Regions from separate parts of the Homo sapiens genome. Here region 1 is linked to region 2. The links are chromatin contacts, found by Hi-C or POLR2A ChIA-PET in ENCODE. All regions are on one chromosome and are shown on one strand. The core of a region is the stretch at or near the end of the contact, and the rest is flanking DNA. Distances in the headings are between cores, read along the strand shown.

Region 1 (3,656 bases), core at 223-2,722, 44 kb before region 2:
GTTTTTTTAAAAAAATACTGACTAACAGGTCACCTCGTTCTAGCTCTGATCATGATGACCCTGTGATGTAATCCTGAAGCAACCCTACAGTTACTGAAGTCACAGGATCCTGCTGCTGTCCATCTTCATAGCATTGCCATTTACGTAAAATTAGGCTCAATCCTGATTATTTATAAGAATATGACTCAAATACTGCATGTTCTCATTTATAAATGAGAATGAAATAATATGTACACGTGGGCATAGAGTTGAAATTGATAGACATTGGAGACTCAGAAGAGTGGGAGGGTGTGAAGGAGGTGAAGGATGAAAAATTACTTAATGAATACAATGTGAACTATTTGAGTGATAGTTACAGCAAATGCCCAGACTTCACCACTACCCGGTATATCCATGAAACAAAACTGCACTTGTACCCCTTAAATTAACACCAAAAGAAGATTCCCAGAAAGGTATCCAGACATGTGAAAAGGGCAACTGTATCTTCAACTTTCAAAGTTACTTGATTTGAATGCTTGAGAGAATCTGATTCATAATTAAAATAATTTATTTGAATCAGGTCTTTCACATTTCATGGGTAGTCTTCACTCCTGCCTCCCCAGGGACTGTGATCTCGCCATTATTTCTCTTTTCTCCTGTTACTGTCAAACTTTCTATCAATAAACATGCTCAAATCTGTTCTACTCTTAAAATAACACCCTCCCCTAAGCTTATCTTGCCCCTCTTGTTAAAATATCAATTTCTCAAAACAAAAACAAAAGTACTATGCTTACCGGTTCACTGCCTCATCTCCATATCAAATTTTAAATCTCTTGCTACCTGGCTTCTACGTTGACTACTCCACTGATAATGTTCCACAAAAGCCAACAGTTGCCAAACTCCTATGAACATTTTCCAGTTCCTTAGCCTATTGACCCTCTCCACTGCCCTGAATTCAGTCAACAACTTCTTCCTCCATGGAGCTCTGTGTACACTTGACTGCTGCTGTCTTATACTCTTCTGATTCGCTTTGTACATCTCTGACTTTTGTGTCTTTAGTAGACTGTTCTCTGCCTTCCCTTTAAATGCTGAGTGACATCAGATAAGCCATTTAATTTTTTATCCACAAAAAGTAGAGGAGTTGGAATGGATCATCTCTAAGGTCCCTTCGAGCCCTGGTGTGCTTTTAGTCATATTATCAGGAGTCAGAATTCACTGCTCCAGGTACAGACAACTCTTGTGTTTCATGTAAAAAGAAGTATAATGAGAAATGATTAACATTTGAGCTGCATTTCCGCAAAGCCGTATTGTTGACTGCTGCTTTTTCAAAGAAGTCATAAAAGCTGAAAACTAATACAGCATAATTCAGCAGTTTATCACCATGTGGGAGAATGACTAATGTGAGTCATGGTTTCAGTATAACGAACACTGACCATTCATTTAGGACTTCAGTGCTGTGACATAGAGGGAGAATGACGTCAATGAGGTTCTTTGCCCACATGGTCTCCAGACATGACCACACATTGAACATGCAAAGTCCTAGAGCGCTGGGGAGATTGAAACCACCATCATACTGATGCTGCTACTAGGGACATCAACTTTGACCAGACATGGTAACTGACGACAAAAATTTTGGCCTTTGACACTGCTGAGTCAAACGGAAAATGGAGTAGAAGAAAGTTTGATGGAGCTGCTGTTTGTCTACCTTGTGGCAGTATTTGCAGATGCTCTCATTTGTGAATACACAGAGTTCCTCCAGTAAATATTTAATTAAACTGAAACTCGACATCCTAGGTACTGAAAGCTGAGTCAGATTTGTGTGATTTTAGGGTGTAGGATATAATTATTTAATTTTGTTGAGGAGCTGATAATTGAGAATGAAGGTCAAAATATCCCAAAAATGTTCAATTGTAAGTGGATTATGTGTTGGCAGGAGAGACCATAAACACAGTGTCACTATTAGGTTAGATCATATTCTCAACTTAACTAGACAAGAATACAAAATATAATTGGTAGGTCATTCACTAAACCATCCTGCAAGGGCATTGCCTTGGCTACAGCAGTAACCATAACCAACTTGATGGTGGATATGTTGGGCCACTGAGAAAATCGACAGGGCCCTGTGCTTAAGGTGTTCTTAGCAGACACCTAGAGCAACCTTGTCAGCATCTGTGTCTGGGCCCATCCTTCCGCTGCCCCATGATGGGTTGCACAGAGCTGCCGCCTCTTGGCATCTCTGCCTAGGAGCCTTGGAATACCAGATGGGCTTCCAATGGCAGGCCTAGTCTTTAGATTAGCTTTGTCTGCACAGCTATGATCCTGGCTTTTTGCCTAACCTTTCAGAGCAGAGGACATCCAGCAAGACTCTCCTGGGAAGCAGATTAACTTCTGTGAGTCACTGCTCTTCCATCTCATTTATGATTCATGACCTGAGCTGTATTTTTAGCTTTTATTTATTTGGGTCTGAGAAGTGGGCTGGGTGGAAGTGTAGTTGGGAAACTCATGAAAGAATAAGAAGAAATTGGCGTCACATCTAAGCGAGGGTGGCCTGAAACTTGGTTACAGTCCTCAGACATTCAGCATAGTGTATTGAGAGCCTACTGTGTGTCACATATTGTGCTGGACTCCAAGAACAAAAGGGAAAATGAGAACCAGCTTCTGCCCTCTAAGAGCTCATTGAATTGTGTGGGCAGATGGTTAATTGGATGATTAATGAAATGTAGCCCCTGCTGATATCTCAGCCATATCCCTGGACATTAGTCATATTGAAGTATTTGGTATTTTTGGACCACCCCTTATTTTTGCCCTTACCTCTTGCACATGCTGTGCCCATTGTCTGGAAATTCCTCCACCATCACCTCTCATTGCCTGCCCTTCATAACTCGCCCCAGCGTCCTTCCTCTGACCCTTCTTCCCTGATTCCCTGAGGCTGGTCTGGAGCCTCTCTGACACACTCCCATAGCCCCTTGCATCCCAGTGCTCATCACACTCCTATGGAGCGCCATTGATTAAGGTCCCTGCACAGTAATTGAGGCTTGTTTATCAGCTCCCCATACTGAGGCAGGTAGAACTGAAGACAATCAGGAACAGCAGTATAGTCATCCCACTGTAATGATGAACATATGCTGAGACCTTTGTATGTGCCAGTCACTGTGCTTAGCACCACACATGCATTACCTGATTGGATCCTCACAATAACCCTATGAAACACATAAACTATTGTTCTTGTTTTATGGATGAGGAAACTGAGGCTTTGAGAATTAAAGTTATTTGTCCAAGGTTTCACAGCCAGTACGTGTAAAGCTGAGATTCAAACCCAGGCCCTTCTGATTCTCAAAGCCCATGCTCCTAGACTGTATGCCATATTCCTTCTCCCCTCTCATGGTTATTGTATCAGTCAGGATAGGGCAGGTCATTCTATGTTAACAAGTAATGCCAACATCTCAGTGGCTTAGACAAAAAGGTTTACTTCTTGCTCATGTCATGGTCCGAGCACATTGGCTGGGGCATCTGCTGTATGTTATTCTCACTCAGCAAAAAGGCTGAAGGTGGCTTTCTATCTGTGCCTCCCCAATTGCAAGAGAAAGGACATGTGACAAATCACTCCCACAGTGATATCATTGGCCGAATCAGGTGCTGTACCCAACTTCAAAGGGGCAGGAGAAGTGCAATGCTGC
Region 2 (3,275 bases), core at 531-3,030:
CTTCATAATATTTTGAATATTTTGTCAAAAACAAAGTTGTTTTAAAGAAGCCCAGTTTACCCTAAAGGAGAACAATCTTTTGAATTTATAAATTCCCATGTATTTTATATGAAACCAACTCTATTTCTTATTGTCATTTCTTTAACCACTTATAAAGCCTATAAGCCATCAGTTTGTGGGTGTAGGTGTTTGAATTTTGAGATACATGATTGTATTACAGGAAATCTCTGTGGGGACAGGAAAAAACCAGCACTTAATGTCCGTTAACTAGTGAGAGTTATAGGGGAGATGTGATACTCCAGACAAGAGGGTCCTTCACTTCATTCCAGTGTGATTAATGGGTTCACATTTGCATCAGAGCCAAAGGGCAGAATCACGAAGTAGACAGACAAACCCATTTCCTATGGTTGCTGAGCTGGGTTGGCTAGCAAATGTACTTTAGAAACAGACTTTAAGTACAATTCAGGTGAACAGAGTGGGACACTAAGTCAGTGTGGGGATAAATGCTGTGGGCAGTACTCAAAGGTTTTATTTGACCATCCTGGGACCCGAGGTGCCTGTTTCTAAAGTGAAAGGATGTATTTTATGAGGCTGAGTTCACCCTCCTAGAGTACACGGGTGATGCCCCTTGATAATAGCACAAAGCAAGTCTGAGGCTTTCCATTTTCAACTGGTCTGTGGGCACTGACTGCGTTCATTGTGTGCTTATCGCCACAGAGGCAGGTTCCTGTTCTAAAGTGTCCTGTCTGAGGGCTTTCACAAATTCTTGGATGTCTTTAATTTCACTAAGCTGGACAAAATTGAACACATAGATCACTGAGCCTTGCTGTCCTGGAGGCAAAGATTTAAAAAAAGATGGTACTGGTTTCCCTAGAACAATGAGAACAGCATGATACCACATGGATGTGCAGTCTGAATTACTCAGTCTCTTCATTCATAATAAGAAGGCAATCCAAGACATTTAGGGTGCAACATGTCCCTTAGACTTTGTTAACTGATTTCTTTAAGGACTTACGTTGGAGATGCAAAGTGAAAGAAAGACCTTTGGGAAACGCAGGTGAATTTGTTTTGGCTGAGTATCGTTGACTTTTTATTTTGGAAAGGCTCTTGCTGTGATTAAAATTTTATTCTCATTCCTATTTGCAGGGACAAAACTGGAACTACTCCTTCACTGCATATGTGACTATAGATGTGTGTGTGTGTGTGTGTGTGTGTGTGTCAGAAGGTGGGGGATGTGGGGATCATTGCCTTTAATCATTCCAGCTGGGCCCCTTTGCCTGGTTTCATGTTGCACATTTTCTGGCTTTCCTATTTACTGAAGAACTGCATCTTGACATTCACCAGAAAAAATCTGCCGCGCAGCCTCTCCTCCCATTAAATGCTCCCCTTTGTCTTGGATTGTGATATTGCCTTCCAAACTTAAAAAAAAAAAAAGTGTGTGCGTGTGTGTGTGTGTGTGTGTGTGTGGCGACATTGCTTCCAGAGGAGCTTAACTGTTTAAGGGTTAAAAACACAGAAGAATTATAACTTAAGTGTTGTAGTGGCCAGGAGTTGATGAAGAAAGGTGGCTTTGTTTGGATGATTAGTTTGGACTCTGTTAAGACAGACAAAATATCTTTTTTTGGTCTTATGGCGTAGGCAGGGTTTTATATGCTTAAAAGCAAATCTTCCACGGCATTCTCATTCTCTTACATCAGCCCACTTCTCCCCTTCTCTCTCATGTGGCGAAACAATAAACAAAGTGGCCACTGTTGGTGCTCTGGGGCGTTTCTCTTTCTTTCTAATACAGGCTCCCAGGATGGAAATCTTTAGCCACTGAAACCCCAAAATTTCTGCTCCTCTAAGAGCAGACACTTGCTGAATGTTTGCTAGCTGGAGAAAGTCTCACCGCCACTCAGCTCCAAAAAGGTTCTGCAGGAGCGCAGCTGCTTGGGCTGCAAGAATGGCGGGGACCCCCTGAGCCCCAGGAGAAATCGCTCTCAACTCTGTTTTCTTTTTCTTTCTCCTCGGCATTTGTAAAGTTGGCCCAAGGGTGTGGCTGAGACTCCAGAAAAGCACTGAAAGTACTATTTGTTCTTGAAAATGTTACAGTTAATGTCTTGGTCCCAGTAGCAGGGGAAGAAAAGATCTTTGTGAACAAAAGCAACAAAATGTAGGCATCTATCTGCCTGTCCTTGCTGGGATTTCAGGAGATTTGTTAACGCTGCTATCAGCAAGGCCAGCAGAATTTGAGAGGTTAATTTAAAGCAGTATTTCTTAACCTGGGATCTGTAATTTCTAAGAGGTCCACAGAATGTTTTGGGGAGCTTTGGGGTGAGGAGTGGACCTTCTTAAATGGAATAGAAAAGTTTGTACAGGCTGGGCGCGGTGGCTCATGTCTGTAATCCCAGCACTTTGAAAGGCCAGGCGGGCAGATCACCTGAGGTCAGGAGTTTGAGACCAGCCTGGCCAATGTGGCGAAATCCCATCTCTACTAAAAATACAAAAATTAGCCGGGCATGGTGGCAGGCACCTGTAATTCCAGCTACTTGGGAGGCTGAGGCAGGAGAATCGCTTGAACCCTAGAGGCGGAGGTTGCAGTGAGCTGAGATCATGCCATTGAACTCCAGCCTGGCCGACAGAGTGAGACTCCGTCTCAAAAAAAAAAAAAGAAAGAAAAGAAAGAGAGAGAGAGGGAGAGGGAGGGAGAGAGAGAGAGAGAGAGGGAGAGGGAGGGAGAGAGAGAGAAAGAGAGAGGGAGGGAGGGAGGGAGAGAGAGAGAAAGAAAGGAAGAAAGAAAGAAAGAAAAAGAAAGAAGGAAAGTTTGTACAAATAGGTCTTTTACTGGAGAGAGGCATGGCTCATCTTAGAGTCTCCAATTCAAAAAATTAATAACTACTATTTTTTTTGAGACAGGATCTTGCTCTGTCGCCCAGACTGGAGTGCAGTAATGTGATCCTAACTCACTGCAGCCTTGAACTCCTAGGCTCAAGCAATCCTCCTGCATCGGGCTCCTGGGTAGCTGTGGCCACAGGTGTGCACTGCTGTGCCTGGCAATTTAAAAATATATATATTTTTGTGGACACAAGGACTCACCATGTTGTCCAGTTGGTCTCGAAGTCCTGGACTTGAGGGATACTCCTGCCTCGGCCTCCCTAAGTGGTGGGATTACAGGCATGAGCCACTGTGCCTGGCTAATTATTACTTTTTAAAGCAAGTTCATAAGCACAAGTTTTCCCCTTTTTTTCTTTTGAGCAGAGTTTTGTATATCAAGAGATTTTGGGCGCTCTGTAAAG

The links. Hi-C counts contacts between places; a loop is a spot of excess contacts on that map. ChIA-PET counts read pairs that join two places held with the same protein, here RNA polymerase II (POLR2A). Pooled maps may share reads with other maps.
Region 1: a pooled map shows a loop between it and region 2 (2.9-fold over the local background). The contact joins two enhancer-like sites. A Hi-C loop is called at or near these places in 2 of 168 maps with a recorded cell type or tissue (IMR-90 and mammary epithelial cell), 1 of 37 single-sample maps with no recorded cell type and 10 of 50 pooled maps. POLR2A ChIA-PET finds 5 or more read pairs at or near these places in 4 of 52 experiments (BJ, H1, HEK293 and 1 more).

Annotation. Positions count from the first base shown.
Region 1 is chr15:48,938,532-48,942,187 of GRCh38, reverse strand. The region is part of intron 1 of SHC4 (SHC adaptor protein 4); the gene reads left to right. Among named protein-coding and RNA genes, the nearest start is that of SHC4, 24 kb to the left of the region's middle. Within about 2 kb of position 1,472, at least 3 of the 41 ENCODE cell types and tissues checked have a DNase peak (open chromatin) inside an H3K27ac peak, as active enhancers do; they include IMR-90 and mammary epithelial cell, where a contact is called at or near this core.
Region 2 is chr15:48,895,701-48,898,975 of GRCh38, reverse strand. The region is part of intron 2 of SHC4 (SHC adaptor protein 4); the gene reads left to right. Among named protein-coding and RNA genes, the nearest start is that of EID1, 19 kb to the right of the region's middle. Within about 2 kb of position 1,780, at least 5 of the 41 ENCODE cell types and tissues checked have a DNase peak (open chromatin) inside an H3K27ac peak, as active enhancers do; they include IMR-90 and mammary epithelial cell, where a contact is called at or near this core.